3 separate regions of the Mus musculus genome follow, and regions 2 and 3 are each linked to region 1. Evidence: chromatin loops called from intact Hi-C (ENCODE). Cell type or tissue: heart. All regions are shown on one strand. Links, peaks and the distances in the headings refer to the core of each region. The heading gives the core; the rest is flanking DNA.

Region 1 (6,039 bases), core at 1-5,000:
CACTCCCTCACCAGTGACCAGAAGGGTCGAAATCCTTAGTCCAAATTGCCCAAGGCCTCATTGCTGGGTTACACCTATGGCTCTTTTCTATTTGAAGCTCGGGGTAACACAGATTGTCCCCTGGCGGAGACCTTAGAAGGGTCTTGGTGGGAAGAGTGGGGCTGAGTTGTCTCCAGGGGTGCAAAGTTGAAGGACTGGGACTCAGAGAGGCCTTATTTCCAGATGGCCAACAGGGGGCAGCCGGCACCGCGCGGCCGGTTAGAAAGGCCGCGTTAAAGCTCAAGAGTTTTGCCGGCACGTAGCGCGCCCCTTGTGCACAGGAGCGCTTTGGAAGGGAAGACCAGGGTCTTGGGCTGGACCTCCTTTGGAGGATCTAGGGCCGAACCGCCAAGACTAAAGCCAGCTTGTCAAAAACTGATCTCCAGCTCCCCAAGTCCCCAAAGCAAAGCAAGGGTCCCAACGCGTCCTCTCATACCCTACTTTCCGCCATTCCTCAATTGCTGGGTACTTACAACATTGTCTCCTCCAAATCCCCCCCCCCCCCGCAAAGCCTCGCCTGATGGAAAATGTCTTGAAATTAAATCTGGCTAGGTGTGCTAATATCGTCAAGACAGCAGATGCTGAGGAGGTACGACCTCATCACCCGACCCAAGTTATTTCCCAGGAGCGAATTGTTCATTTAAAGTGAGACCACGGAGCTGTGGCTCGGACAGGGCATAGAGGGTAAAACAGGGCCTTAGAAGCACCGGGGTTTAAAACCCTTTCTTTGAAGAAAGAACGTTGTTTGCTTTTAGGAAACAGCTTCGTACCGATCTTCACCTTACTCCCTACTAGAAAGCTGGAAATGAGAGGTATGAAGTATAAATGGAAATTGTTATCGAGGCGTGGAGGATAACCGAAGGAAAAGTTGTTTGGAAAATTGCTAGTTATATTTCAAGACGAAACGTTAACTTTTTTGTAAAAGTGAACTCTCGGTGACCCTCAGAGTGTGTGACTCGGCTTTAACATACAACTGACAATTAAAACAAACACGAGTTCACAAACTAACCCCCGCCCGATCTCGAAACGCAGAGGCCCTAGAGTCTCCAAAGCACTAGGTTGACTCCGCTCAGGGGGCAGGATTAAAGCCACTAGGACCACTACTCCCCGCCCCCAATGCTGCAGTAAAGGACCTGAGCTCACCCAGAGGCCGCTAATAAAGCTAATAACGCGACCCTGCTCCCCGCGCGGGGTGCGCTCTGGCCCCCCGCCAGGCACTCTTAAAGGCACAGGGGCCGGGAACGCTCGGGTTACTCGACCTGGAGAGCCGGGAACTGGGCCCTGATCGGAGGTTGGGGGTGGGGTGTGCGTTGCTCTAGGGTAGGTGGCCCCTAGTTTCCTTAGTCTCGCAGCCGTTTCTCCTAACACAGTCCTCATCCGGCCTCAGAGCTTCAGCCACACAATCTCCGCGTGCCGGTGAAATGAGCGTTTGATATATACTTGATGAATCGAATCATTATCCAGTCACTGAAATACACGTAGTAAAACTACACTCCAGTTCTCGAGGTAAAAAGGCGCGCCGCCTGTGACCCGAACTGTCTTTCCTGCCCTCGCTCTTCTCCATAGTTGAAAAGGTTTGAAGAATAGCCGGTGCAAAAAGTCTCCAAGGACGCAGAGGCAGTGTCCCCAGGGTAAGGGACGAAAAGATAGGAGTCCCTGCCGGCGATATTGGAGTTTAGCTTTCTCCAGGCAGTTAGAGAAATGGAGAGGATAGGGATAGATTGAAAGAGTTCAGTTAACTTTGAAAAGGGGGGGAAAAAGTAGGGAGCGTCCGTGCGCACAGAACACTTACCTTCATGGCGAGGGGGAGGGGGCACGGAGAGGAAGTCGCCACCCGAGCGAAGGCGGCCGAGGAATTCAAGCGAAGCGTCGGGGTTAAGCCTTGGGGGACAATCCAAAGCAGGGCTGCGGAGTCCTCCTGGGCGCGTCGGGTGGGCGCAGCGACCCGGAGCGGAAGCGAGCACTGGCGCCCGGACTCGGGCAGAGGAGTTGGTATAGCGTGGAAATGTGCCCAGGAACCGAGAGGGCGCCGGCGCGCGCGGGCGAGCAGCAAGCGCAGGGCCGAGCGGGGACACAGTGCAGGAGCCGCGGGTCCGACGAGGGCGCGCAGGCGACTGTTCCGCGGCGAGGCGCTCCCTCTCTAACGTCCATCAGCGACGGCGGTAATTAGGGCTTTCCAACCCCAAATGTGGGCGTGATTGTGCAAAAGACTTTACAACAAATAATAAAAAAAATTCTTCACAAGAAGGTGAAAAAAAATGCCCCACTACTCAACTGTGGCCCGAGGCGGGGAAGGAGGGGGGGCAATCCCTGTGCCCAAGATGCCCCCAGTTCATTCACACCACGAATTCTGCAGACTCCAGGCGGCTCACGCCTCCTGATTGTCAGCTCCTCCTCTCTGGGTCTGTGGCCGAAACGTCTGCTTCCAGGGACTGCTCCTGCAGCTGAGTTAGCTAGTGAACCTCTGTGTACACACAGACACACACCCAAACACACACACATACACACACACAAACGCACACACACGCAGACACAGAGACACGCGCTCACACACACACACAGACACACACACACACACACAGAGCAGCAGCAGCGGCGGCGGCTATGGGACCACAGAACAATCAGGCACGCATGGTTTTTTCTCCGGGAGATGCCGCTGAAATCGCACAAGTCGCCATCAGAGCTGCAAGAGTCAGCGCCAAATTTTGTCCTTTCATTTTAGAGTCTGGCAAAAACCAGGCGCAAAGAAAATGGGTTCAAGGCAGCCCTGAACTTTCTGCCGCTTGGTGGCTTGAGCGGTTGATGGACAGCTAGCCTGTGGGGGAACGTTGGCTTCCCCCTTCTGGTCCCCTTCTTTCTTTCTTCCTTTCTTCGGGTTAACCTTCTTCTTTCCACCCCCCCGCCTTTCCAGAGAGAACAGAGCGAGAGGACGGAGGGCGCAGAGCTCCGCGGTGGCGACTCAACTCCAGAGGTCCATGGCGGCCGAGGCTGCCCACCTCCTCGGTCGCGGCCGGGGTCCGAGGGGCGGTCGTGGGGCCCGGCGGAGGCCGCGGAAGGAGATGGCAATGCAGCGGCCGCACAATCCGGACTCCGGACGGCGGAGGCGGTGCCTCGGAGCCTGCAGCAACTTTCCAAGCGATGCGGTGCCCCACAGACTGACTGGCCCAGCGAGGGGACCGCGTGCCCCCCACCCCCGGCCCTCCTGACCAGCTCCCTCACTTTCGCCCTCCCTCTCTCCAGACTCCTCTTTCCCTTGGTGTTCTCAGCGAAAAAAAAATATTTTTAAAGTTGCAGAACCAAACACGGCTGGAGAGGCAAAGGGGGGTGGGGGGGGGAGAGAAAAAAAAAGTCAACTTTGCCTATGCGCATGCGTGATGAGGCTGTCCTATGACAAACTTCTCAGGATTTTAAAGCTGTACTACGGGACAGGGTGCCTGGAGGCGGGGTACGCTCCCCCTTGGGCCCCCTCCTCAAGGCTCCCCATCCCCCAGGCATCTGTATAACGAGGTTCATTTCACTGCTGTTGCCTGCCTGCCTCCTGATCGGCTCAGCTTCTTCCAAAGCCGTCGACCCGTTTGGGGGTCTGAACCTCAACTTTCCGATCCGGACCCCTTGGCTCAACTGTCCCCAACTGCATTTACTGGCACCTCTACAGAAAGGACCTCACTGACATGGATCCTGGTTGGGTTGGGATGTCTCCTTGCGCCCTGGGCTTAAAGCCCGGGCTTGGAGGGTAGAGTGGGCTCGTGCATCTTGCAAAGTCCCTGGTGTCAGAGGTTTGCTAGACAGGACTGTTCCTCACCCCAACGTGGCCAGGCAAGAGTAGAGGTCATGCTGCCGATATGGATCTAGGTGGTGGCTCTCAGGGTGAGAAGACTGTGAAGTTTAGGTGAACCGGGGATCCAGACTCCAGAACTTCTAGACACCTCTAGATAGCTGAAATTGTTAGGACTTCGATTGGATAGAGTGGATGGATAAGCACCACCCTATCCTCCGGTATGCCACAGGTGGCATGCTCAAACAATGTCTCATGGGTTAGTGCAATTCTTTTCTCCATCTTTCCCATCTTCCAACGTTCAAGGGTAGAAGGTAAACACACACACAGACACACACAGACACACACACACACACCACTACACACACTACAAACACACACTGCCACTCCCCACCCCCTACATACCACATACACCCTACACACATACATGTACACATACCACATACACACTACACACACACAACACCACACATGTACCATACCACACACACACATACCACACACATATTAAACACACACACACACACACACTCCACTCACTCACCAGAGTCAGTTGTCTTCATCCACTGGCTTGCCTTTGACAGTTTGTGTTTGCTACCCTGTGCCTTACCCCATGCCCAGCAGCGCGCCCTAGAGCATGCATAAGCCACAAGTTCAGCTCCATGGATGTGACTGTTCCTCCACTGACCCAGCCACATGTGTCCCCACTGACTGACAGCCTCCCATCACTGCACCCCTGGTGTTTTTGCTGGAAGTGTAAACTGGGACAGATGGATGGATTCAGGCCATCCCCACTGGACTTCCTTTGCTAAGGATGCTTGTAGTCTCTAGGAAAGCCAGAGGTACTCAAAACCTTGGGCCACTTTCCCTCCAGTCCTCTCTAGGCTTACATCCCTTATCAATCTCAGGCATTTCACAATTTTTCATGTAGCTTTAGATCTGCGCACTTGAGGGGGAAAAGTGAGGTGGGTTTTTTGTTTTGTTTTGTTTTTTGTTTTTGTTGTTGTTGTTTTTGTTTGTTTTGTTTTGTTTTGTTTTTAAATCAGGAGAATAGCTTCCAGGCTCTCTCTCCTCTCTTTGCTTCCTTTCCAGCTATTCAGCTCTGTAGCTGCAGCTGCAAAGAAATTCCCATTGCCCTCCACCCCCAGCCCAGGTGTCCCCAGGCAGGCATCCCAGCTCTGCCCTGGGCTAGCACATCTCCAGGATACAACTCACCAGTGGCTGTTGAAAACAAGCTGGGAGTAGCTGTGAATAGAGCCCCACAAAGGACAGAGAAGCCACCTGGCTCCCAAGTGCCCTGGATTCCAGAGGCAGGCCACATAAATGAACAGGACAGAGGACAAAATCCCTTCCACTTAACAGTCAAAGCAAAAGCACTGAGCATTTCCTTTATTTTACTCAGCTGTTGCCTGAGTTACCTGAAGAATTGCTTGCTTCTCTACAGTTGCCTTTTTGGGTTAGACCCAGCCTCAAGGATTCATTCCTTGATCCTCTAGTGGAAGATGGAGCCTGGAGTCCCAGTTCCTCCCCTGCTACTTTGTAGATGTTCACAAGACCCCTCTGCACTCCGTATTTTCTGAAACACACACACACAACCAAACAGAAAGTTGACAGGGTATCTGGAGGGCACTTAGAGTGGAAGAGAATGGCTTTTACAACAGGCTGCACCAAGCTGACCACAGAAACACCGGGTCTGGGCGAAGTACTCAATGTTGCTAGACACTGACTTTTCTAGAAAAAAAAATTCAGCTCTGGGAAATTGGGGGTGTTTTGCAAAACCCCTTGGTGGCATGCAAATGTTGACTAGACCAGTTGTAGCTGTTCTTTATTTCACTGCCAGAGAATGGTCCTCCTTCCAACATATTTGATTATTAGCTATTTCTCCAGACATCAGGATTGCTGTCTGAATCATATACTATATTTTATCATTCAAGAAAAATGTATGGCAAGATTTCCAGCAAGCGTATCTGGTCCCAGTGACTTCAGATAAAGGGATGACAGCTTCGGAGCTGGTGGTTTTAATACTGGTTGCACAGAGTGATGTCACTGGAACTCTGGGCTCCAAGTACCAAAGACCTCAGTCCTGTCCTTCAGACCCGAACAAATGGAATTCCCCTTCAAGTCTTTAGTGAGGGGCCAAGGGCAAGTGTCCTGGAAAGCTAGACTGCATTCTAAGAAGCAGTCCCATTGTGGGTGCTGGCTGGTTTAACTGGGAAACTAACAGA
Region 2 (6,039 bases), core at 617-5,616, 200 kb after region 1:
TGATGTCTTCTGGTCTCACTCCAATGAAGCCTCACACTGACTATTCCCGGGAGAATACCAAGGAACAGAGAGCAGTGTGCCAAAGGGCAATGATCTCAGATATGCTGGGACGAGCAGGTGTGGGCATGTGGTGGTAGGGGAAAAAAAAAAAAAAAACGATACATAAAACCAAACAAAATCAAGGACGTGTAAGGCAATGACAAATAATTAATCTTTCTACTTTCCAGGTTACCGAACTCTAAAGCTGTTTCAGAGGGCTGCAGTCCACACACTGGGGCCTTTCTGCAGGAGTCTTTGGAAACCTTCTGCAGTGCTGGAGTCTCTGAGGATAAGTTCTTCAGGGTACAAAGGTCACAATTTCCATGGTTTTTGCTTTATATAACTGGCTCCCCCTGGAGTTTTATTCCTGGCCAAACATTCTAAGGACTAGGACCTAGCTTCTTTGGGATGCCCATGATGTGAAGGGAGAGAAGAGAGGCCTCTGAAAACAAGCAACCCCCCCCCCCAGCAATCACTGATGTGTTCTCTACATGCAGTTAATATGGTTTGAGATACTCTGGCTTCCACAGACAGTTCTGTGCCTTTTCCAAATCCCACCCATCTCGTGGAATTTATTGTACAAACCATACGATGATACTAGATTACAAAGGTACAGTAAAAGAAGAAAAAAAACCTACTAATATTGATTATATTGTTCTGATTAATTTGCACCTAAGTTTGTAATTTGCATATGAATCACCTTCAGGAGTTTTATTACTAGACAGTATAGTTGCTGCATAGTGGATAAGTGTGGACCAAGTTGAAAACTGCAGCAGGCGTTTTTCTCTTTCTTTTTTTGGTTTTGTCACTTTGTCCTTTCATTTGCTCTACTTAGTCAAGGAAAAAGGTAGGCTCCAAACCAAATAAGCTGGACTCCTTGATGTCTCTGACAAAAAGAGCAGCAAAATAGATTTTCCGTTTGGCGTTTTACCTCACCACTAACTCGCATCACTGAGAGCATCTGCAGGAGAGAGTTCAGCAAACTCAAGGTTTCTCTGGTTGCCAAGCTCTTGGGAATAGAGTGCTTTCTTTTAAAACTTGGAAAGACACATTCCAAAGTAACTAGCCATTAGATATGACCAAGCACTAAGCTGCATAACTAGGAAAGAAGAAAGGAGGGGAGGAAAGAAAATGCATAATATAAACAAGAAAAGACAAAACCTTAAAGAGGAAGGAGAAAGGAAAACATTTAGATTCTTTGAGTGATGGAAATAAATACCAAAGCTATTAGTTTCAGTTCAAAGAACGTATCACTCTATGCTGTTTATTATCTCTTGAGGATTATTTATTTTATCTTAAAATATCCACAGCATAAGAGGGGTCCTAGAGGTAAGCTGCAATGAAACTGACCTGGTCTGGAGAGGGCCTGTGGTTGGAATGCTGTGACCTCCCAGGAGACCGGTGGTGGTGGTGATGGTGGTGGTGGTGGTAATGGTGATGGTCTTCATCGTAATTGTCTGCCATCAGCTTCATCCTGTTCTGGGTCTGTGCAGAAGGAAAACCAGAGAAGGAACCATCAGGAGCGAGACAATGAGCCCAATAAAAACAGGGCACAATGACAGCACCTAAAGGAGAGCTCCGTTTATATCAATCCAGAAGTTCTCATTTTCAGGCACATTGAAACATATATAATAAAGGAGCTACGCCATTAGCTTTGGTAAAGGAAATTTTAATCACACTCTTGGAACTAGCTACGTAGCACCTGTACATGGCAATGTGCTTTTTAAGACAGAGACAAACACATGGTAAAGTATAGGCAAAGAGATCCAGAGTGGACTTACAATCACAAGGTGCCCATGGTCACAACCTATACTCTAGCAAAGGCCCTCAGGAGGCCCTGGAAGCAATGCTGGGAGAGAGATGTGTGGAGACACAGAATGACAAACATTGCTCTCACAGGACAAGGCGGGGAATTGCACACCCAAACTGCCAAATGCAGGGGCACTGATGGAGACTGCTCACTGCTACAATGGCGACTTCTCAGGAAAGGGTGGCTACAGCTATTTCAGCTGCCATTGTTCTTTGAGAGAATTGGTGCAATGTTGGTGGAAAACAAGCTGAATGCTCTAACCATGTAGTGCACATCACAGGGGAGTCTCAGAGTCATAGTTAAATACTGAGAGCCACAGGCCAAGAAACAGAGCAAGGATGAGCTGGCAGAACAAGTCCACAACAACATAAACAATGCCCAAGGCCCGCTGAAAAGAGAAGACATGAGCTAGCCCGGAGAGTCAGAAACTATGAGTTTAAGGATAGGGCCACCTAGTTTCAAGAGTTGCTCCACCTAACTTTGCAGGTTGTAGTATCCTAAGGTGATTAACTGTCCTAACCTCAATATCCTTACCTCTAAAATGGGTGTGATCCTTCCTGGGTTGGCTGAGGAGCAAGTGCCAATCAAATGTCTTCACTACCATTATTGTTGCCATTTTTTTTTCCCTGTAAGAATATTCTCCTTTGTGCATGCTGGCTCCTTTGCCTGTAATTCCTCTCCTTGACCCCCTTTTTTCATCCTAATTCCTGAGCCTCACTGATTCACAGCACTTTCTCTAGAAGCCTACTCTTATCTATCTGCCTGTCTCTCTCTCTCTCTCTCATCCATCTATTCATCTGTCCTTCTAATCTATCTATCTATCTATCTATCTATCTATCTATCTATCTATCTATCTACCTACCTATCAATTATCCATCTTTCCATTTAGACATGCTGGGGATTGAACCCAAAGCACTGTAAATACTAAGCATATTTTCTACCATGGAGTTACACCTCCTCGGGCCACAGAAGCAGACAGCAAGCTGATACTGCTGCAGTGACCGGAAGGGTAAAGGGTGCTGCTATGCTAGACAGGGGCTGCGTGTCTTTCTTCAGGAGAAAAGGTCACCGAGAGTTGAGGACATAATGTAGGTTGCCATAGCGGTCCCCCTGGTGGTTCAGGATGACAATGACCCATCAGTACCCTCAGAGCCTGAAGTTGGAGGTGTTTGGAGCTTCCAGCCAGTCAGAATTTTATTGTGCAAAATAATAATTATTTAATAATAAAGTTTTATGGACCTAAAATAGTGCATGCTCCCAGTATTTCTCATACACAACTGTGGTTTCCAAGATTTCCTAGTAGGAAAATCACTATTGCAATTTGGCAGCAGTAAAGGAAGACATGGATTTTAGCCCCAAGAGCCATTTCTTGACAAACGGCATGGACATTTCTGGGTCTTCTAATTTTCAATCTCTAAGCCCCCTTTCTTGTTTGGCCACTACTAGTAAAGACAGCAAACAGCTGAACAGGTAGAAATAGCTATCCCATAAGTACACAGGGTCTGTTAAGTTTTGGAAACACCTCATGTTCTGGCTCTACCTGCCAAAGGATGCCTTGTGATTTATTCATTCCATCTTTTCAAACGTGTACAATATTTGAAAGGTCCCAAAGTGAACATAAAAATGCAAGTATATGATAAAATAATAAAAATATTTTTAAAAAGACCCACTTAAAAACTAAATTAAAAAAAAAAAAAAAAGCTCAGGCAAACTTTGGCAGTCACTAGCTTTTCCATTCTTCATGTCCACGTAATGCATCAGAAGACCCAACGGACAAGTCAGGCCTTCGAGCAAGAGCAGGGCAGTAGAGCCCTGTGGGTAAGATCCCTCTCAGTCCTCCTGCCATCAGACATGCGATGTCGAAGTTCAGTGTTCACACCTAAAATTCCAGTCTTGCCACAGGGGGCTGTACTTTTGAACTCATGGATTAATAAATCTGGAACGGTTTCTTCCAAATAGAATCAGGGGGCCTGAAGTGAGCTATGAGACCCGTGACAGTGGCAGAGGAAGGGGCAAGGCCAAGAAGGAGTGATGGGGGCTAGATGAGCAAATAATAACACTGCTATTGTAAACACTGCGATGCCCTTATCCTCCAGGGGAGCCCCTGTGACTTTATGAGGTCATCGTCTTACCAGCCACAATGCTCAGGCCCCTACCTTTGAACTGTGTCCCATAAAAGAATGCACGAGCTAAACAAGATGCTCTATGCAGCCCTAAATGTGTCTGCCGAAATGAGGTGTTGGAGAGTAGACTTGTCACGGGATGGGGACTGTAAATGAATGATGTCATCTTTCCAATTTGGTGCTGAAATATAAATAAACCACATTGTTCATATGAATACCAGATCTGGGGGAAATGTACACAGAGCAATTGTGAGCGGAAGGGGCTTCTTTTGATTAGTCTGGGAGGAGAGGAGGGTGTGAACCAGAGGTGAATACTTGAGTTTGGTCTGATACTTCAGACTGTTTTTATTTATCTTGCGAGTAACATATCTCTTAAACTGTGGCCGATTTCTTGCAGCCTGGGTGATCATGTTATGTCCCATAGCACAACGAAGCAAGCTGGCTCCTTTAATGTAAATCGAAATGGGCCTCTTCTCATAGCCCACTCTGTAATCCTCATTGCTCACTCTCATCCCAGTCCAGTTACATTGTTTTTCTACCACACAAAGAAAATTCTGGGAGGATAAGAAACACTAACCAACGCTCCTTGCTCCTTAACGGACAACAAGGAAAGACTGCAGAAAGCTTTACCAAGGCTCCCAACAAGGATGCTAGTTGCTCAAAGGCCATACAGGTTTAACAGTGGCTTCATTAGCATGGCTTGTGTCCCACAACCATAGGATACATGGAAGGTCCACCACGAGCAGGTCTTCTGAGCGGACCTAACTGGAAATCCAGAACAGCTCAGGGAAGTTGGAGATGCATACATAGCATAGCACTTAAAACATGGGACTCGTTTAGTGATTCACCGGGGCCCATTTTCACTTCATCCCTGACATCTCTGTCAACCTGAAGCACCCATCTCTGGGCCCCGTATCAGACTCTATTTGCTATATACTGCATTCCCACTGCTAAGCCATGCCTGCATGTTCTGTTCCTTTTTTCTTCTAGAAACTGTCTGTTTCTTTGGGGCCAATGCCTCATAACGGCTTTCCTTTTGCGAGCTTGCCTATCACAAGTATGTACCCATTAGCCAATGTGACCCGAGGTCCCTAGTACTCTGAATTTAATGTCTCCAGAGGCTCAGAGGCTCCCACAGCCCTCAGGACAAGATCTTTGATTCTCAACTTGCTTACAAGTTTCTTGTTAGGTAACCTAGCTAACCTCCACTCTGTTTGCCTTCTCTTCTGCTTTTGGAAGCACAGTTTTCTGTTCCAGCCTTGCGCTTCATCCTTTATCCTTTTACACGAGCTACACCCTTGAGTTCTTAAGCTCTTAGCTCCAAGGCAGTCACCTCTAGATATACCTTTCAGAAGCACATATCACAAGGAACCATGTGCTCTACTGTCTCTCCTAGAACCCTTCACTGGCCCATTTCCAACCCCCTGCCCATCACAGTGCTTACCCCAAAGGATGGCAAATAACTGCATGTTGGCTTGGCTTCCTCCACACTGTGGTGAGGATCTCTTGGAGGAAGTACTATGTCTGGATTACCTTTGTATTCACCACCTAATGAAGAGTCTAGCAAACGGGTGTCATCTCTGTAAATGGATGTGTGTGTGTGAATGAGGAGGACACAGGCTACCTTGGGACACATGAGGGAAAGTATGCGGTGGGAGGCAGTGATGACCCTGCTGAGCATTTAGCTTTAAACTTTCCCTGATGGGCTTGTTGTTGTTGTTGCTACTGTCTTCCTTGAGAGTGGATGGAGAGGGGTAAATGAAGAGCTCTTGAGCTACTAGCCACATAAACTTGTTCTTTATGAACAGGTAAAGTGGGCCTAGAGCCTATCTGCCCAATTATCTCATTATGAATAAGGAGTACCTATATCTTATGATGTGCATTTCCTTCCTGTCCCCTAGGCTTTGAAAGAGCAAGGAGACTTTGGAAGGCTTTTTACCAGTACCAAAAGTCAACCTGAAAAATCCAAACTTTATCCATTAACTAAAATCATTGGGTGTTGTATGTACAAAGGTGCTAGATACTGTATCTTCTCTGACATTTCTGAACATTGTATTCTGGGAGCTT
Region 3 (6,039 bases), core at 450-5,449, 560 kb after region 1:
TTATTTATTGTTATCTGTGAGAGAGAGAGGCAGACAGAGAGAGACAGACAGAGAGACAGAGAGGAAGAGAAAGAGACAGACAGAGAGAGGGAGAGACAGAAAGAGAGGAGAGGGGGAGAGGGGAGGGGAAGGGAGGGGAGGAGAGGGGAGGAGATAAAGGAGAGAGAGAGAGAGAGAGAGAGGGAGAATGAGAATACACAGGAAAACATAGTTTCCATAGTAAAATATTCACTGCCTTAGCAGTGTGGTCATGCAAATGCTTTAGCAGCAATGAAGGTGAACCCAGAGAGGGATGACCCTTGGTTTCTCATCTGAAAATTACAGAAGACAAGTGCGTAAGACGGCACAACAGGTATAGGTGTGTTCTGCCAAGACTGGCAAATTCCCTGATCCAATATAAAGTTCTAAAGAAAGAACCAACCTACAAGGTTGCTCTCGGATCTTCACACTTGTTCCATGGGGCATATACTTTTGTGGGCTATCCACCAGAGGAGACTATCTGGACATGGGTTTAAGACAATAGGAAGTGTTTATATGCCAGCCAGAGACCGCAATGGCTGTTCAGGACCCCAATGTAGCCCCAAGACTTTCTCAGGGTAGGCTTTTAAGCACAAACTCAAAATCCAGAATTGACTTACCTTGTTAGCAAGAACAGTCCGATAGAAGCAGAGATACAGAAGCCCCGAAGCTAGGTTAGTACATTAGAGCTATGAACTTTGATAGTCATTGTTAGTTTTCATTTTGGCAACTGGTGCTGTCTGTGTGCTCAGTTTAAAAACCTGAGTGGTACTTCCATATTGACATCACCTCTCCTCTCTCCCCTCTCCCCTCTCCCCGTCTCCTCTCTCCTCTCTCTCCCTTCTCTCCCCTCTCCCCTCTCCCCTCTACCCGTCTCCTCTCTCCTCTCTCCTCTCATTACAATGTGAATATTAATTATGCCATATTCTATTACTTTGATAGCTGTGCCTTCTACAGAAATAGCCCTCAATTTTATTGGAGACAACAAAACTGAGCAGCCCAAAGAGTTAAAGTTGGTAGTGGAGAATTCACGCTGTTCACACTGTCTTCACGTGTGTAAGATAAGAGGGTGGAGCTCACTAAGTCAGTTCCAATGGGTTAGTCTGTGATTTTAAGACTCAGTGCTATTAATGCATTAATGCATGTTCTGTGATGCAGAGACCATTAAGCCACCCACAAACTAAGGGACGGTTACTTCTAAGGAGCTTTAGATCCTCTCAGCACTCCTAGCCTTAAACATCTAAGGAGCAAGCATTTTCAGTGCAGTCTAAGGGCAGATGTTGGCAGCACTCTGCATCCCATTGAGACACTTAAGCAGAGCATCTTAAACAGAAAACTACTAAAACCCATGGCTCTACCTTTAATAATTACCAATTTTATGGAGAGGGAAGTGTGCTGGCAGCATCCTATCTAGCTGAAACACAAGAAATGCCCAGAAATGAGAGCAGTAATCTAAAGGAAGCGGTGTCTGAGACAGAGGGGGAAAGCATGTCTAGGAACTACACCTTCTGATGATGGATAAACCAAATGCAGCGCACTGAGCCTGCCATTCTACCGCAAGTCAGATACAGAGACGAGTAAAGACACCATGGGGGAAAACACGCTGCCAGACAACTTTACTCCCATCTAGGATGCAGAATCGACATCTCTTAAGAGGCAATCACCTTAGCTATGGTGGTCCCGATATAAACTATAGGAATAGGTTACAGCCTTGGGGGAGGGACCACTTGCCTTTTGTCTACAAATTCTTCTTACTGTGTATGTCACTTCTGTGGGAAACAGAAAGAACCTGCAATATAGTCATTCACATTACTCTAGCCCTAAAAACCCTTCCTGTGATGAAGACATTTTACTAAATTAAATATATTGGTGAGCCAGTTCCCTTAAGCTTAAATTTTGTGGGCTCTTAAGGAAATCTTGCAATGCGTGTTCTTGCCTCTTAGGAAGTCTGTTCTGATTATCTTCCCTCACCAGTTCGCTCCAGTCAGTTGGGAGCAGCTTCGGAGACCCTTTCAGGAAGAGAGAAGCGTGTAAGGGAGGCATGGAAGACAAGGCAAGGTGGAGATGAGAGAAGGCTTTGAGGAAAGTTCAGAGGATGAAGCAGTGATGTTCCCAAAACACAATGGACCCTGGGTCTAGATTTCTCAGGCCTGAATCTCCACACTCCCAGGCACAGCCTGCTACCTGTTCATACCTTTGGCCTTCGCATGCAGCGGCAGCCATGTACACACACAGGCACGAGCATTGTATATGAGGGTGGGGGACAGGGAGCAGACACTGAAGAGGAAAAGGCAAAGAAGAGATCAGTTATGCAGTACAAGTCAAGGACTACCTGGAGTCTCCAGAAGCTACGCGAGGAAAGGGGGGCTCCCCCTTGTGGTCTCTAGAGGGAAAGAACCATTGCCGTTACTGCACCAGTGTTTCCAGACTCCAGTCAGCACATTCCTTAAGTTTAAGTCACAAAGGTTATGGTTATCTTCTCAGTTAACAGGAGCCCTAGAGACATACGGGTAGGAAGATGGCTTAAGCTTGAGGACCTGAGTTCAATCATGAGCATGCCTGTAACTGTCGCTCTTGCCTATAATCTCAGTGCTGGGGAGGTAGAAAGAGGCGGATCCCTGGAGCTTGCTGGTCAGCCAGTATAGCCAAGCACATGAGCTCTAGATTAGATGAGAGACCCTGACTCCAAAATAAAGTGAAAAAGTGACACGAAACATTGTTCTCTGTCTCTGTCTCCATCTCCCTCTCTCTCTCTGTCTCTCTCACACACAAACCAAGATAAAATGAAATATTGTCCTCTTTTATCCAGAATTTATCAACACATATTTAACTTTGATAGGGATATAGAGATAAATGAAATATCATTTTTGCCTCAGGCAGCTCTTATCTAAAGGGAATGCTTCCTTCTTTGTAACATCCAAATCATATTCTGGGCAACAAACTATAGAAAAAGCTTACATTTTAGTGCTAAGGTTACTACACTGAGTCTATATTTCAGTAGGTCCTCCGTGTTTTTATGGGCTGAACACACAGTCTAAATGTTTTTCATTCACTGTTCAGAAGACCACACCTTTATCAAGGAGCATAAACCTTAACAAATGTCTTCAGATGAGCAGAGAACACGCATGGAGTGAGGCCCAAGCCCACAGCACAATGGGAGTCCCTGAGAAAGTAACATAGGGAGCAATGGTCCTGGTCAGCAGAGGTTTACACAGCATATTTTACACATTGTTACAAATGACAGAATGGGGACCATACTGGAAACATTAGAGGAGTCTACATTTTGACTACTAACAATGCTAAAAGTTTATACAAATGGTAAAATATCCTACAACATTCACTTTTTGAAACTGCTAAGTTTTATCATGTTTGTCAGAAACTTTAAGAATTTGTGAGAGCAAGAAATTACTGATTTGCGAAACACATGAAACTCAAGAAGAACGAAGACCAGTGGACACTTTGCCCCTTCTTAGAATTGGGAACAAAACACCCATGGAAGGAGTTACAGAGACAAAGTTTGGAGCTGAGGCAAAAGGATGGACCATCTAGAGACTGCCATATCCAGGGATCCATCCCATAATCAGCCTCCAAACGCTGACACCATTGCATACACTAGCAAGATTTTGCTGAAAGGACCCCGATATAGCTGTCTCTTGTGAGTCTATGCCGGGGCCTAGCAAACACATAAGTGGATGTGCTCACAGTCAGCTATTGGATGGATCACAGGGCCCCCAATGGAGGAGCTAGAGAAAGTACCCAAGGAGCTAACCCTATAGGTGGAACAACATTATGAACTAACCAATACCCCCCGGAGCTCGTGTCTCTAGCTGCATATGTATCAGAAGATGGCCTAGTCGGCCATCACTGGAAAAAGAGGCCCATTGGTCATGCAAACTTTATATGCCCCAGTATAGGGGAACGCCAGGGCCAAAAAGTGGGAATGGGTGGGTAGGGGAGTGGGGGAGGAGGGTATGGGGGACTTTTGGGATAGCATTGGAAATGTAAATGAGGAAAATACATAATTAAAAAAAACTATAAATAAAAAAAAGAAAGAAATTATTGAATGTGTCCCCTCAGAAGATCAAAAACTAGGGTGATCTCATGTGTATCCTCTCTATAGATCCTTTTCCCCCACTATTTATTTCCCCCACTATGTTAATGATTTCATTAACATCATTAAGTTGCAATATATTTAAACTTTATCAAAGTAAAGTAAAAGCTTAAAAAAAAACACTCTTGGTTATTTCAGGATTACACATGCTATCCAAATTATTCAGAAGACAGTGTCACAAGAGAATGGACTTAAAAACCATTTTCATATCTTTGACAATTGTCTTTAACAAAGAAATTTGGGATAATCAAATTAGAGAGAAGAGAAAAATATTCTTCCTCTGTTTTTCTCCTCTTGGCAAAGTTCTCAGTGCAGAGTTATTTTCCAGGCATAGATGGATGAAATTCTGTTCTCTGTAATCTCGGCAAAGATTATGAAAATAGAGTTCTATTTCATGGAACAGGATGATGTCCCCACTGAGACTCAGTCACATCCCCATGAGGTCAGTGTTGGCAGACAGGACCTGCTTGCTCTCTGAATCTCTACTGTGGCCATGAGGACCTCAGCATGACCTTCACATTCCTTTCCCACCTCAAAGACATAGATACCACAAAAGCCACTTTTGTCACCGAGGAAGATGAGAGCGTCTGCAGGCGGGACAACAACACATTATGGACGGGAAAGATTGCTTTCCCTCAAAGGATCCTCACATTCACGTGCTTTCCCTCAAAGGATCCTCACATTCACGTGCGCGCTTTAGAAGCCCCGTGAGAGTATCTGAGGGGCCTCATTCCAGCTTCCACTTAAAACAACAATAGTGTAACCATAACAAAACACTACTATTTATTGAACGGCTTAAGATCGTTGCATCATTCCTGATAGTGAGAGACAGCATCATCTCTCCTATTTTAGGGATGGAAAGCGGAGGACTCAACCGAGATCTCACAGGAACGGGATAGGTCATGAAAACATTAGTTCTTCCAACACCTAAGCTCCTCTGCCTCCTAAATCAGGACCTGAGAAAGCCATTAGAGTGCTGTGCCCCCGAATAAAGGGCAGGAAGTCATTCATTAGAGATGAAAATGTTCCAGCCAGAGGAAATTGGGTTTCTCCGAGCCACAGAAGAGAGAGAGCATTGAAAGGTCTGCTCTCAGACCTGCATTTGTCTTGGCCAAGAAGCATCCCAGTACTTCAACCCTGTGCAACCAGTGGTGGTGCGGGGAACAGCAAATAGATTTTAGTTGGCTTCTTTGGTAAACTTTGGATCCATAAAAATGGGACACTTTGAATACCAGTTGTCACAGGATCCTTGTCACCTGGATGTTCTTACACTCATGTTTTATTCATCCACAGGCTGGCTAGCCTTTCCCTCCCTTTACCTCATGACTCAGACTAAACACTGCAGTTGAAGCTGCCTGGCTGTGGAGATTCCGAGTAAAGAATAACCTGGGCTGTGTGCTTCCTGAGCTGGCTACAGAGCAGGCTCTTACCCCAGGGGGCAGCCAAATGCCCCTCAGTTCCAGCCTGAGGGAGCCAAGAGGAAGCCAGGCTTTCTACAGAGTGTCACACTGCTCATAAGAAAGTAGAAAGCTGAGCTATTACATGAAATGTTTTCATTATATTTTTCATTTTCACTGTTTTTTTTTCATTAAAAAACAAACAAGCAAGCAAATAATGAAGTCCAAAACAAAGAACAAAACACTGAGAGTCTGTAAAGAGTTCTGTGGATTGTATTTACCCCGCGTATCTACCAGCTCCCACACCTTCTGGGAAATATATCAGAATTATATTTTTTTAAAAAAAGAAAAAAATGAAAGATAAGTACACTAAGATAATTCAACTTAAAGGGACACAAGAGTCTACCAGCCTCAGAGTTTTTTGAAGAAAAGGTTCACTTTGAATAGAAAAATAAAGCAGAAACTGCCATTCTGTGTCCTTTTGATATTCTAAACTTCTAAAGTAGACAAAAA

What was found. A loop is a pair of places that touch in the nucleus more often than their neighbours do. Peaks named below come from ENCODE experiments on the same cell type or tissue, not always from the same donor. Only the 100,000 strongest peaks of a DNase experiment are listed, where the experiment ranks them.
Region 2: it touches region 1 in a loop (3-fold over the local background); 3 of 42 quality-filtered maps call a loop at or near these places.
Region 3: it touches region 1 in a loop (4-fold over the local background); 2 of 42 quality-filtered maps call a loop at or near these places.

What each region holds. Positions count from the first base shown.
Region 1 is chr14:28,501,907-28,507,945 of GRCm38, reverse strand. It overlaps Wnt5a (wingless-type MMTV integration site family, member 5A), which reads right to left and starts at 2,473. Exons shown (of 5, transcript NM_009524.4): 1 at 1,832-2,473. The coding sequence starts at 1,837. In heart, for the core only: a CTCF peak has its summit at 2,818; DNase peaks (open chromatin) are centred at 1,235, 2,515, 3,115 and 3,575; H3K4me3 peaks cover 4,000 bases; H3K27ac peaks cover 4,106 bases; H3K27me3 peaks cover 140 bases.
Region 2 is chr14:28,298,361-28,304,399 of GRCm38, reverse strand. It overlaps Erc2 (ELKS/RAB6-interacting/CAST family member 2), which reads right to left. Exons shown (of 20, transcript NM_001347497.1): 18 at 1,390-1,524. Among named protein-coding and RNA genes, the nearest start is that of Gm52097, 81 kb to the left of the region's middle. In heart, for the core only: a CTCF peak has its summit at 2,964; no DNase peak of the experiment used is centred there.
Region 3 is chr14:27,944,944-27,950,982 of GRCm38, reverse strand. All of the region lies in intron 7 of Erc2 (ELKS/RAB6-interacting/CAST family member 2), which reads right to left. Among named protein-coding and RNA genes, the nearest start is that of Gm34996, 71 kb to the right of the region's middle. In heart, for the core only: a CTCF peak has its summit at 2,403 (motif pointing left); a DNase peak (open chromatin) is centred at 4,582.